Regions from separate parts of the Homo sapiens genome. Here region 2 is linked to region 1. Evidence: chromatin contacts called from ENCODE POLR2A ChIA-PET data. All regions are on one chromosome and are shown on one strand. Each heading gives the region's core, a stretch centred on a gene start or an enhancer-like site at or near the end of the contact. The rest is flanking DNA. Distances are from core to core; before and after follow the strand shown.

Region 1 (7,478 bases), core at 3,658-6,157:
TCTGCTGCCAATTTTTACCCAATGGAAACCAAGGCCTAAAGGGTATTGCAAAATTTTTATACTACTACGTAGCTTAAAACTTAAATGCATTTTAATAAATTAAGAAGTTACAGAACCAATGTCCAGAGCGACAGCTTGAGAAGCTTCACTGACCCACTCCTCAGTGAAACTGATTTTAAAAACAAAACATTTAAAAGCCTCTGAAACTGATCCTAACGACAAAAAGCAAATGAAGAAATATCTGTTCAAGAAAATCTGAAAATTTGCTAACAAAGGTGAGAGTCTATGTGAACTAACACTGCTCTTTCTCTCTCCTTCCTCCCAGCTCAGCATGGCAGAGACTCCACCTCAAACTGCTGCACCCAAAAATACAAGGCCCCCAGTCCCCAAGGTCCCACCTGGAGAGCATTTTTCCCTAGGGGAGTAGGACTTCATCTCCTGACATCACAAGAAAAGTACAGACCAATATCTATTATGAATATGGACATAAAAATCACCAATAAAATACTAGCAAGCTGAATCCAACAATGAATAAAAATTAGACATTATGATCCTAGAATTTATCCTGGGGAAGCAAGGTTGGTTTAACGTCCAAAAAATACAATGAAAAACAAAATTCACATGATCATCTCCATAAATGCAGAAAAAGCATATGACAAATTCCAACACCCTTTAATGAAAGAAACATTCAACAAACTAGGAATAGAAAGTAACTTCTTTAGCCTGGTAAAGGACGTTTATGAAAAATCCATGGTAACATCATACTTAATGATAAGACAGGATGGGAGGAGTGGTAGCAGCCAGGCAGCCCAGCTTTGAGAAGGCTCTCAGCATGGTGCGGCTCACAGGCACCCAGCATGCACACTCCTGACCACAAGATGCCCAAGAGGAAGATCAGCTCAGCAGAAGGGCGGTGAAGGAAAGAGCCCAAGATGAGATTAGTATGACTGTCAGCTAAACCTGCTCCTGCAAAAGTGGAAACAAAGCCAAAAAAGGCAGCAGGAAAGGATAAATCTCCAGACAAAAAAAGTGCAAACAAGAGAAAAACGGGGAACAAAGGGAAAACAAACCAAAGTGGCTAACCAAGAAATCAGATTTACCTACAGAAAACAGAGAAACAAAAACCAAGGAAAGTCCAGCCTCTGATGAAGCCCAGAGAGAAAAAAAGCCAAGTCTGATTAATATCATATACTATGTCTTACCAATAGTACCTGTCTCCCTTCTTGTACATTCCAGAGGAATATTTTTCTCAACTATTTCACAAATGCAAGTTTTTTAGTAACTCTAGAAACATTTTTAAGAAGAAGGAAATCCCACCTCATCCCATTTTTTAAGTGTACATGCTTTTAAGGGTAAAAATCATTTTCCAGTTGTTTATTTTTTGGTACAACCAGAAAACAGTGTGCGATATTGAATTATGGGAGGCTTTGACTGTCTTGGGTATCATCTTAACATTCCACTATATTAACTGGCAATATGGAGTCACAGTCCTGTATCTGATGTCTTGAAATTTTTAAGTTACTTTTATTCCCATGGTTTGGTTCTGGTTCTTTTTTTTTTTTTTTTTTTTTTTGGTTTTTTGGTTTTTTGGCTTTGAGACAGAGTCTTGCTCTGTTGCCTAGGCTGGAGTGCAATGGTGCAATCTCCACTCACTGCAGTCTTCGCCTCCTGGGTTCAAGCAATTCTCCTGCCTTAGCCTCCCAAGTAACTGGGATTACAGACATGTGCCACCATGCCCGGCTGATTTTTTGTATTTTTAGTAGAGACGGGGTTTCACCATGTTGGCCAGGCTGGTCTCAAACTCCTGACCTTGTGATCTGCCTGCCTCGGCCTCCCAAAGTGCTGGGATTATAGGCGTGAGCCAACGCGCTCGACCTGGTTCAGGTTTGTTTGAGACAGAGTCTTGCTCTGATGCCCAGACTGGGGTGCAGTGACGGCGATGACAGCTTACTGCAACCTCAACCTCCTGGGCCCAGGCGATCCTCCTGCCTCAGCCTCCACAGTAGCTGGGACCACAGGCGCATGCCACCATGACTGGCCAACTTTTAAAAAACATATTTGTAGAGACAGAGTCTCCCTCTGTTGCCCAGGCTGGCCTTGAACTACCATGTGATCCTCCCACCTCCCAAATTACTGAGATTATAGGCATGAGCCACCGCGCCTGGGCCCATGTTGTTTTTTAGCAGAATTGCTTCCTAAAGAAAACCACTCCTTGATCATGGCTCTCCCTGTCAGAATTGTATGCACTCTATAAATCTTTGGTTGTGGTAGTCCTGTTTTCCTAATAATTTTGTTAATGTGCTGTGAAAGACTGAAAATTTGAGTATGCAGTATATATGCTATTTAACTGCAAATTGTGGAAGTATGTAACAGTTTATCAACATGTAAGGATACTGGTACTTGATAGCCTTTTAATGAAAACTTGCCTCCAAATTTTAAGCTGGAAAGTCACCAGAGTAACTTAAAAATAATTACAATACATGGCTTTTTAGATTTTCGGTATAAATGTGAAGAATTGTGTACTGATCCTCAACACAACCAATAAAATCTCAATTATGAAAAAAATAAATGATGAAAGACTGGATACTTTACCCCTAAGATCAGGAATAAGACCAAAATGCCCACTCTCGCTTCTATTAAACTTTGAACTATAGGTTCTAGCCAGGGCAGTTAGGCAAGAAAAAGAAATAAAAGGCATTCAGGTCAGAAAGTATCAAAGGTTGAATTGTGTCCCCTAGAAAGATATGTCAAAGTCTTAAACCCAAATAATGTGAATATGACATTATTTAAAAATAGGGTATTTGTAGATATAATCAAATTTAGATGAGGTCATATTGGATTAGAGTTGGTGCTAATCCAATATGACTGGTGTCCTTTCCTTATAAGATGAGAGGTTACACATACACAAGGGGAAAATGCCATGTGGTAATGGAGGCAGAGGGTGGAAGTATGCTGCTGCATGCTGAGAAATGGTAAGGACTGCCGGCTACCACCAGAAGGCAGGAGAAAGGCATGGGATGGTTCTTCCTCAGAGCCTCCAGAAGGAACCAACATTGGTGACACCTTGATTTTAGACTTCTAGACTCTAAAGCTGTGAGAGAATAAATTTGTTTTGTTTTGTTTTTCTCATCTCCATAAGTGCCTGGAGAATTCTCTGTGGTTATAAGCTATCAAGTTTGTGGTGCAAAGAGTACCCGACTTAAAATTTTTTTATTTTAGGCCGGGCACGGTGGCTCACACCTGTAATCCCAGCATTTTGGGAGGCCAAGGTGGGCAGATCACCTGAGGTCAGAAGTTCGAGACCAGCCTGACCAACATGGTGAAACCCCATCTCTACTAAAAATACAAAAATTAGTTGGATGTGGTGGCGGGCGCTTGTAATCCCAGCTACTCTGGAGGCTGAGGCAGGAGAATCACTTGAAACTGGGAGGCGGAGGGTGCAGTGAGCCTCCAAGATTGCGCCATTGCACTCCAGCCTGGGCAACAGAGTGAGACTCTGTCTTTAAAAAAAAAAAAAAAATTGTTATTTTATGATGGGTTTATCAGGACATAATCTCCTCATAAGTCGAGGAGCATCTGTACTTTGTTACAGTGATCCTAGGAAACTAATACAGAAAGAAGTAAAACTATCTTTATTTGCAGATGACATGATTTGACAAATAGAAAATCCTAAGGAATCCACCAAAGAAGTTGCAGGATATAAAGCTAATATACAAAAATCATTTTTATTTCTACACACTTGCAACGAACAATCCAAAAATGAAATTAAGAAAACAATCCCAGGCCGGGCACGGTGGCTCATGCCTGTAATCCCAGCACTGTGGGAGGCAGAGGCGGGTGGATCACCTGAGATCAGGAGTTCGAGACCAGCCTGACCAACATGGAGAAACCCCGTGTCTACGAAAAATACAAAATTAGCAGGGCGTGGTGGCATATGCCTGTAATCCCAGCTACTCGGGAAGCTGAGACAGGAGAATTGCTTGAACCAGGGAGACAGAGGTTGTGGTGAGCCAAGATCGCGCCATTGCACTCCAGCCTGGGCAACAAGAGGAAAACTCCGTCTCAAAATGTGGTGGGCGCCTGTAGTCCCAGCTACTTGGGAAGCTGAGGCAGGAGAATGGTGTGAACCCAGGAGGCGGAGCTTGCAGTGAGCTGAGATCATGCCACTGCACTCCATCCTGGGCGACAGACGAGACTCCATCTCAACAACAACAACAAAAAAAAAACTTACTACAAAGTAACAGTAATCAATATAGCATCACCAGCATGAGAACAGACATATAGATCTATGCAACAGAATTGAGAATTCAGAAATAAACCCATACATCTATGGTCAGCTGATTTTTGATAAGGGTGCCAAGACTATTCAATGGGGAAAGAATAGTCTTTTCGAATAAATGGTGATAGGACAAATGGATAGCAACATGCAAAAGACATAAGTTGGATAATGAGGTTATCCATGTATAAAAATAAACTCAAAATGGATCAAAGACTTAAACGTAAAAGCAAAAATCATCTTTTAGAAGAAAAATGGGTAAATCTTCATGACCTTGGGTTTGACAAAGGACTCAGATCTGACAACAGAAGCATGAGCAACAAATGAAAAAACAGATTAACTGAACTTCATCAAAATTTAAAACTTTTTGCTTTAAAGGAAATCAAGAAAGTGAAAAGACAACCCCACAGAAAGGGAGGAAATATTTGCAAATCATATACCTGCTAAGCAACTTTTATCTAGATTATATAAAGACTCCTTACAACTCAATAATAAAAAGACAAATAGCACAATAAAAGAAAAACAGACAAAAGATTTGAATAGACATTTCTCAAAGATGATATACAAATGGCCAATAGGAACATAAAATGTGCCTGACATCATTAGTCACCAAGGAAATACAAATCAAAACCACAATGTGACACCACTTCACACTCACTAGGACAGCTAGATCCAAAAAGTCAAGCCAGACACAGTGGCTCATGCCTGTAATCCCAACACTTTGGAAGGCTGAGGTAAAAGTATCACTTGAGGACAGGAGTACGAGACCAGCCTGAACAACACAGCAAGACCCCACCTCTACAAAAAAAAAAAATTAGCTGGGCATGGTGGCACACACCTGCAGTCCCAGCTACTTGGGATGCTGAGTGGAGAGGATCATTTACACTCAGGAGGTCAAAGCTGTAGTGTGCTACAATTGTGTTACTGCACTCTAGTTTGGGTGACAATGCAAGGCCGTCTCAAAAAAAAAAAAAAAAATCCACCGAACAAAAAAAAAAGTGAAATAACAAGTGCCGGCAAGGACATGGAAGAACAGGAACCCTCATAAACTGCTGGTGGGAATGTAAAAGGGTATAGCTACTTTGGAAAACAGTTTGGCAGTTCCTCAACTGATGAAACATAGAGTTACCATATGACTCAGCAATTACATTTTTAGAAATGTACCCAAGAGAAATAAAAACATATTGTACACAAACACTTCTACATGAATGTTTACAGCAGCATTATGTATAACACACAAAAAATGAAAATAATCCAAATGTTCATGAATGGATGAATGGATATACAAAATGTACCATATCCATATGGAATATTATTAGGCTACAAAAAGTAAGGAAGTACCACTACATGCTGCAACATAGATGAACAGTAAAAAATGTTACATTAAGTGAAAAAAGCCAGACACAAATGATCAGATTTTATAATTTCATGTCTAGGAAACATCTAGAACAGGCAAATCTATAAAGACAGAAGGCAAATTATTGGTTCCCCAGGCCAGTGAGGGTTGGGAGGAAAGGAGTAGTGACTGCTAATAAGGTTTCTTTTTGAGGTGATGAAAATGTCCTAAAATTGACTGTGATAATGTTTGCACGATACTAGAAGTCACTTAATTGTGCACTTTAAATAATGAGAAAATCATATGGTGTGTAAATTATATGTCAATAAAGCTGTTTTTAAAAAGTTACAATTTCAAGCCTCCGCTTGCAAAGGCAAATAAATACCAATAATGGAAGAGTGCAAATAAAACGCAACAGAATATATTTTAACTTGTTTATACTTAGTATAAATTTAATGCAACTGAATTTTAATGTAAAAGTCTATGAGGATATTAAGAGCTCTGCCCACAAACAAACAAAATCATTGCTTTCACTAGTTTTTACTACTCAGACTAACAGCTCCTTACAAAGAGAAATTAGCTAAGTAAAGTGTTTATAAACCTAAAGCTATCAAAAGGAACCTCCAGTCTTTTCAAAGTAAACAAAGAATAAAAGGCCAAAACATATTAAAATGGATGCTTACAAACGGTACACTCAAATTTTCTTCTTGTTTCATTTCTTCAGTAGTCACATCTGTGTTTGGTAGCTCATGTTCAACAACAGCTATGCATCCTACATCTGGGACATTCACAGTTATTTCAAGCTGTCAAAATAAAGTTTTATCATTTCATTTTGGCATATTATAAACAGCAAAACAAAGCCTCATCTTCAACATGAATAAGTAAGATGAAACGCTAAAATGAAGAAATAATCCACATTCATACATAACTTAAAAAATGGAATGGAGTAATTCTTTTATTGACTGACAGCAACTTGGCAAAAGTAAAACATTTAAAATTTTTGAGGTGGCTGTGACTATTAAAACCAGTAAGCAAATTTTCTAAGACTCATCTTCTTAGTGCCTGGCATTTCATTTTCCATTTTCTTCACTTTGTCCTCACTTTCCCCCTAATTTCTCTGTTCAGTCTGTTAACATTTATAGAAGGCTAGGTGTACAGGGATATAAAGTCAAATAAGATAAGTGTAGTCCCTATCCTCAATGAATTCACAATCTAACAGAAAAGCAGACATGTAATCAACTAATTATATACGGTCATAAATGCTATCTATAATGAGTTGAAAGCCCTTAGAAGTATTTATCGGGCCAGGCGCAGTGGCTCACGCCTGTAATCCCAGCACTTTGGGAGGCCGAGGCAGGTGGATCACCTGAGGTCAGGAGTTCAAGACCAGCCTGGCCAACACAGCGAAGCCCCATCTCTACTAAAAATACAAAAATTAGCCGGGCATGGTGGTGCCTGCCTGTAGTCCCAGCTACTGGGGAGGCTGAGGCAGGAGAATCGCTTGAACCCAGGAGGTGGAGGTTGCATTGAGCCGAGATTATGCCACTGCACTCTAGCTTGGGCAACAGAGTGACAAGTTGTTCTCAAAAATAAATAAATAAATAAATAAAATATTTATCATACCACTGCCCCCACACCAACTCCCTTCTCCCAAAACCCCAAAGCCTGCACGATTCTTGATACCCAGGGCAACAGCCATGTAAAATAAGAAGTTCACTCATATTTACTCTTCATTTGTGAGTCCTATTACTTAAAGAGCCGTGTAATCTGAGCACTAAAAAGGTATTTACCTACTAGAATACATACAATATAGTCTGGTTCTTATTATCTTATTTTTTTGTTTTTCTTTTGTTATTCTGAGGCAGG
Region 2 (7,478 bases), core at 3,210-5,709, 98 kb before region 1:
ACTGAACAAAATAAAAGACTATATGCTCTAAACCCTAAAAGTTGTCCATCTAAATTACAGAACACTATGTCGACAATGTGTAACCATAGCAACATTTTCAACTGTAATCAGGTCTAATCATTGCAAATGTCATATTGATCTAAAAGGGTATGTTTTTTCTTCCAACAACTTACTGACATTTCACCCATTTCCCAAAATAAGAACAATGAAAAGAAATAGCTGACAATTGTTAAGTTGCCTTACATCATTCATAATGTGCACAGGACATGGAGTCTTACTTATGACCAAATCACACTTTTTGCGCAATGAAAACTTTCCAATCATTGAGGTCCCCCACTCCCCTCTTTCAGTATTTACTCTGTGCCAATGATATCCACAGTATGGAAAGGTATCATTGCCACATATGTCACTCCTTACTGAGATCCACATCTATTTCTAGGCATGAACATATCTTAACAAACTTTAGCTTTGCAAATAGATACACATACAAAGAGACTCACAGCTGGTCATAAAGCTCACAGTTCCACTTTCACATACCTCTCGGACATCAAAGCTCCTCTTAAGGTTAGCACCAACTATTCCATACAATTCATCAGCAGGAAATAAAGGCTCTTCAGAAGGTTCAATGGTGACCTGCAGAAATATAGATCATGTTAACCTGTTTAAAGACATGATTTCAAGGTGCAGTGAGTCAAAATGCATTTCAGGAAAATAAAAGATATAAGAACATATCGTACTCACATCCAATTTCTTCTGATAATTTAGATTCCTCACAACCTTCCTAGTTAAGTGAAGGGCATGATGATCATCCAAAGCCCAGTGGTCACTTACTCCAGACTTTCTACAGAATAAGCAAACTAAACTTGTCAGAACAGGGAAAAGGAAAATAATTAAATATCTCAGGTCCCAAGTATCTTCTCTCATCTAAAGATGACAGCACTTTTACTTCTAAAACACTTAAAAAATTTGTCATCTTTAATAAATGTCATCTTAAGTAGTCCTTTTAAGAACTCTGGCAAAACTGTATTCCCTTTGTTTTACAAACAGGAAAAGCTGAAGTACGCATAAGTTAAGTACCTTCACCTAAGACCACAAGTAGCTACATAAGAACCCCCGCCTTCTATTTTCTAACCTTAACCTTCCTCTGCTAGACCAAGGGGCCTTGCTGACAAAGGCTTCTATTAAGTACTCATCCCCTGTACCGTAAGCAGAATTGCGTGTGATGAAGGCCAACCACAGACGGCACACTTTCATGATGTAGTTGGTTACGGCATAAACTGTGTACGTAACTGAGCTCCTAATGGAGATGCCAATTCTGGCCTCTCATTTCTGAGAGAACTCTGAGCCCCCTCCCTACAAAGTTACACTGACAGTAAGCCATCACAGGCAACAAATGAAAAGGCTTGAATACATTGGCCCTTGGATTATGGGTAAAAATCGGAACTAGTAAAACGGTTCTGTGGCAGGGGCCATGGAAGTTCCTGTTCAATTTCAAGTGCAGTGAATGAAGTACGGGCTTGCTCTGGTTATTAGTCCTGTCCCAATTAGATGGCCTGTTATTTCAATAGTAGATAAATGTAGATAAACTATGACTTTCTAATAAAGTATTTAAAACTCTGTAAAGTCAGTCAAAAATACATACCTGAAAAAAATAATTTGTTCATTTTATGAGTAAGGACTAAGCTGCTGCAATCTAAATTTTTATGGCTTGCCTGGGAAAACACCAAACTCCTTGGGAGACATATCTTAGAGCTAGGCTCTCAGTGATTTCATGACACTCTACTTTAGGACTGGGAGTTCCTGAGTAAAAGCAGAGACCACGTTTACTCTTTTTCATAGCCCACAGATGCCTCACAAATGGTAGATCTTTTTCAGTTTCTTTAATTTAATACAACATTTTATCATGTTATGACTGACCATATATTTTAAATGCTTCATACATAATACCAGTTATAAATGCTGACTTATAACTACACTGTCAGAAGTCAAATAGAAGCAGAAGGAACAGCTTCTAAATCAGTAAATATTTAAAATAAAATGCTTTTTTATGAAAACTGTCTAGTATTTACCAAAACAGCAGGAAAGGAAAACCTTCAATGATACACTGTATATATAAGTCTTTGTGTCAAATTAGCTCTTAAGGATGACTTAAGAGAGGTATAAAGATGCATTTGAGAGAACACAGAGCCACTTGTGACTAATAAATTTCATGGTACTTTCCAAAAAAAAAAATTCATCACCCCCAATCATTTCCTCACAATTTTAAACAGGTTATTATGAATAACAGTAATAGAGTTATTACTGTTATATGTAGTAGATGCTGTGTTATGAGGCAGGCACTATTCACAATTTTCACTTTATCTATGAGGAAATGAGACTCAGATAGGGTAAGCAGTTTGTCTAAGTCCCAAGGGGAATAGGGGAGGCAAACGGAAGTTAAATTCCAGAATCTACACCCTTAACATAATATATTGCCTACAGCTTTACTTTTTTTAAATAGTCAAACTGCTTAAAAATTTAGTCCAGGTGCAGTGGCTCACTCCTGTAATCCCAGCACTTCGGAAGGGCAAGGCAGGAGGACTGCTTGAGGCAAGGAGTTTTAAACCAACCTGAGCAATACAGTGAGACACCTGTTTCTACAAAAAATAAAAATATATATATATATATATATATATATATATATATATATATAAAACTGAAAAAAAAACCCTCCTCCTCAATTGTTTCCCAATTACTCCTAAAAAAAAAAAGTCTAAAACCTTTATTGAGCAACTATGATGACAAACAAGAAAATAATCATAATGGCAACCAACATTTATAGCTAACTTATCAAAAGCAGGTATAGTTTCATTCTAAAGCAATCCACATGTATTGTATCTCATTGACTTCTGACAACATTCTAGGAGGTAGAGGGTCTTCTTACCCCTGCACTCTAACCTAACATGGTCAGGCCAACAATGTGACGAAGCCAGCTCACAGCTAACTCACAAGAGCCAACTACGTGCATCTGTGTCTGATTCCACATAGAGGCATCATGTTGGCAGCCTGAAATCAGCCATGGTGGGATCACTCATACCACAGAAATTGGCAAATGCCACAGATCGGGGCATTTTTTCCTCCCCAGAGAACCAGTTACTAAACATTTAACTGTACACCCCAGGGCAGACCCACCTCCTCTATGCTCTTCCCTCTTCTCCTTTGTAAGCCTTATCGCGTATCAGCCACATTTACATAATTTTGTGCAATTACTTGCAATTGCCCACCTCCCTGACTAGAATATAAGGTCCTCGAAGTCAAAGATAGTATCTACCTCTTACCTCAGGCACCCAGAACAGTGCCTGCTACATAACAGGTGCCCAATGAATGTTTGTCAAATAAATAAGAAACCTGTCTCTCCAGTCCTTCTTGGCTGATGCTCTAGCTTGGAAATGCAACTCTACAGTTCAAAGAATTGAACATTAAACCAGCAGATCAAGAACAAATAAACTGTGGTGTGGTCTGGCAAGTTTAGCACTGGAAACAAATACGTAAAACTTCTTTTAAACAAACAAACAAAATGACACTCAATCCCGGAAAGAAACAACCATTTCTGTTTCACCTGCAATGAAGATCAGCACCTCCAAGATCCTCAGCAGATACTTCTTCCCCAGTTGCCGCTTTAACCTACAACAAGGATAAAAATCATCAGTGAAATCGGTCCATCAGACATATAAAAATGCTTCCCCAACATGCACAACTCCTCACCTGACTATACCTGTACTTTTTCTTCCATAGAACTAAAGAACACTGTGCTTTCTCATTCATGCACCTAGGAAACCTGGAGACTATTATCTTTACTCTTACAGGTGAAAAATCTAAGCCCAGAGTCACAAAGAACTTGCTTACAGTCCATAGCAAGCAATGGAGTCTCATTTGAGCCCACACGTTTCCAGCTTGAAAGACCTGGCCGGGCGCGGTGGCTCACGCCTGTAATCCCAGCACTTTGGGAGGCCGAGGCGGGTGGATCATGAGGTCAGGAGATCGAGACCATGCTGGCTAACAAGGTGAAACCCCGTCTCTACTAAAAATACAAAAAATTAGCTGGGCGCGGTGGCGGGCGCCTGTAGTCCCAGCTACTCGGGAGGCTGAGGCAGGAGAATGGCGTGAACCCGGGAAGCGGAGCTTGCAGTGAGCCGAGATTGCGCCACTGCAGTCCGGCCTGGGCGACAGAGCGAGACTCCGTCTCAAAAAAAAAAAAAAAAAAAAGAAGAAAGACCTGAAAGGCCATCCTCTTTCCCTATGTCATGCTGCCCTGACACATGTGGTCAAGACTTTGTGTCTGTGTGTGTGTTCCTCCCACTGCCTGGGATCTCTTCTTCTCACCTACCTGACGAATTCCCACTTACCCTTCAAGTCCCACCTCAAGTTGCCTCCTCTACACAGCTTTCCTGACCCGCCCAGGCCTTCTCCATGGTATTAATAGAGGACTGCCTGCCTATCCACGGTCCAAGGGCATTGCACTTACACCTCCAACACGGCATGTGTCAGAATGTAGTTCAGTAATGTGCATGTTATGTCTGTCATCTCCTCTATGCTGTGAATTCCTTGGTGGCAGGAACTGTGATTTATTCATCTTTGAATACTCAATAACATGCTGAAAAATTCCATTTACTATCACAAACTCTGCATAGGAAAGAGAGGTAGGAAAAAAATCTCCAAGATTACCTAAACCTAAGATCTAGCAGAATGTGGCCAAAAAGAAACAAACTCCAGTAATAAATTAAGAATAACTTAATTATAGCCAGAGAAATTCTACCAGGAAAAAGAAAGAAAAATAATTTAAGGCTAAATGCCAATCCAACCCCTTAGGAATTATTTATTGATTCCTATTTCTTTGAAGAAAAAGAAACAAATTAATCAACTCAAATAAGAAAAGCTTTTATTAGAATAATGAACATTAATCTAAAATATAGCACAGAGAGGTTGAAGGTAAAGAAAAAGTCTTTCTTGAGGGGAGCCCTGAAACAAAAAGAAAAAAGAAAAGAAAATACAGCATAGAAACAACTTATTACTCTCTACATCAAAAGCTTTGTCTTAAATATCCTTCTGCAGAGAGAGTTAGTTAAAATTTTCACCTCCAATTATTCCACCCCCAGAACTAAATTCTTGGTTCTTTTCCTTCCAAAACATTTAGTGTAAAATAACATTCAGTCCAGACAATAACAAATTATAAGAGGTGTCTGGATATTTAAAGTTGCAAAAAGGAATAAACAACAGATAAATTATATTTATTTTCAGGGATCTGACTAATATCAACCAAAAAAAAAAATAAGAATTTGTCATCAGTTAATATTTATTGAACACCCACAACGTTTGATAGTGTGATAGGTGCAAAGATGATAGAAGTCAAAGAGAAAATTAAAACAGCTCATTTGACTAAATGACAAGTTCAAAAGATAAACAAAAGACAGGAGAACAAAAAGCGCCTTCAAAAACTTGTCTTACTATCTGTTTTTTTCAACTACTCTAAGCTACTAAAAGCTACAGCACTACACCCCACACTACGTGCAAACCCTTCAAAGCCCTTTCTCAACATTCGGTCAAGCGTGCGTCAGAATTTAGAATTCTCTAAAGGATGAGGCTGCTGCTACTGCCTTTTTCTCCCTGTGAACATGGTCTTTCAAAGGTGGATTGCTGGATGGGGTCCAGTTCTCCAACAGAACTTCAGGCTTCCCTGGCTGCCAAGTGGCTTCTTTATAAGGTACAAGTTAACTGAATGGACATTGTAACTACTGACCCTTAGACAAAATCTTCTCTCTAAAACCCTTCGCATTATTCCACTATTATGATCTGCCTGTATTTCCAAAAAGATGTTTTCAAATTGTAGTCATATCTTTACTCATTTTCTAGTCAAAAAATAAACAAGAATGGCCCATGAAAGTTTGTACCTTTTACTATACAAAGGTAAATTTTGAGTGCATTTTCCTCTCATTAACAAATGACAGCTATCACATACAAGAGATAAATTAAAATAATAATAGTAATAATAATAATAATAATAATAATAATGGCTGCAGGCTTTTAAAATAATGCCTTAAGACTTTTACATTTGAAATGGCAGCCCTTCAGGCCTACCTGATCTTCAGTAAAAGTTATTAAAAATTAACACCCTCTTTTGGGAAATATACTTATTTTACATCAAAACATAAGCTCTATTTAACATATTCTTTCTAATGAATTTGTATTAGTATTCCATAACCAAAGATGATTCTTGGACAAATTTTTGAAGCAACAAACTTTTTGGAATAGAATTCACATACCATAAAATTCACTATTTTAAAGCATACAATTCAGTGGCTTTTAGTACATTCACAAAGTGCACAAAGTGTGCAACCATCACCACTACCCAATTCCAGAAAATTTCATCACTCCCAGAAGAAACCCCATCCTCATTAGCGGTCACTCCCATTCCACCCTCCTCCTAGTCCCTGGCAACAACTAATCTACTTTCTGCCTCCATGAATTTGCCTATTCTCAATATTTCATAGAAGTAAAATCATTTATTTGTCCTTTTCTGTTTCTTTCTTTCTTTTTTTTTTTTGAGATGGAGTCTCGCTCTGTTGCCCAGGCTGGAGTGCAGTAGCGCAATCTCAACCCACTGCAACCTCCGCCTCCCAGTAAAGCAATTCCCCTGCCTCAGCCTCCAGAGTAGCTGGGATTACAGGTGCACACCACCATGCCTGGCTAATTTCTGTATTTTCAGGAGACATGGGGTTTCACTATGTTGGCCAGGCTGGTCTCGAGTTCCTGATCTCAAGTGATCCACCCACCTTGGCCTCCCAAAGCGCTGGGATTACAGGCATTAGCCACTGTACCCAGTCTCAGGGTCAAAAAAATCAAAGGTCTTTCTTCTACCCTGTTTCCTCTCCTCTACATTTTAAGCAGTATTTTCGTATCTTTTCTAGAACTTCTTTATGCATATAGAAGTATACAAATGTATATTTCTCTCCATTTTACACAAAAGTTAATACACTGTAGGAATCTTGCTGCTTTCTCTTAACAGCTTATTAACTTGTTATTGACCTTGAGTCAAACAATTGTATAGCTGAGGTAAAAGAAAAAATAAGTAAAAGTTTTTTTCTGCCAAGACCATTCAATGGGGAAAGGAGAGTCCTTTCAACTAATGATGCTGGAACAACTGCATATCCACATATAGAGCAATGCTGGAGCCCTTCCTTATCCCACACCCAAAAACTAACTCAAAATGGATCACAGACCCAAATGCAAGAGCTAAAATTATAAGACTCTCAGAAGAAAACAGAGGAGTAAATCTTCATGACCTTGGGTTAGGCAAAGGCTTCTTGGATAAGACACCAAAAGCACAAGAAACCAAAGGAAAAAATGCATAAACTGGATGTGATCAAAATTTAAAACTTTTGTGCTTCAAAGGAAGACATCACTAAGAAAGTAAAAAAGACAACCTACAGAATGAGCAAAAA

The links. ChIA-PET counts read pairs that join two places held with the same protein, here RNA polymerase II (POLR2A).
Region 2: POLR2A ChIA-PET joins it to region 1 with 10 read pairs in T-cell. The contact joins two enhancer-like sites. POLR2A ChIA-PET finds 5 or more read pairs at or near these places in 3 of 52 experiments (SK-N-SH, T-cell and activated T-cell).

What each region holds. Positions count from the first base shown.
Region 1 is chr5:71,531,245-71,538,722 of GRCh38, reverse strand. It overlaps BDP1 (BDP1 general transcription factor IIIB subunit), which reads right to left. Exons shown (of 39, transcript NM_018429.3): 26 at 6,296-6,415. It also overlaps the pseudogene HMGN1P12. Among named protein-coding and RNA genes, the nearest start is that of MCCC2, 52 kb to the left of the region's middle. RefSeq lists a silencer at 6,654-6,854. Within about 2 kb of position 4,907, at least 2 of the 41 ENCODE cell types and tissues checked have a DNase peak (open chromatin) inside an H3K27ac peak, as active enhancers do.
Region 2 is chr5:71,628,306-71,635,783 of GRCh38, reverse strand. MCCC2 (methylcrotonyl-CoA carboxylase subunit 2) reads right to left here. Exons shown (of 17, transcript NM_022132.5): 8 at 3,599-3,663; 9 at 742-841; 10 at 538-633. Among named protein-coding and RNA genes, the nearest start is that of MCCC2, 45 kb to the right of the region's middle. Within about 2 kb of position 4,459, at least 3 of the 41 ENCODE cell types and tissues checked have a DNase peak (open chromatin) inside an H3K27ac peak, as active enhancers do.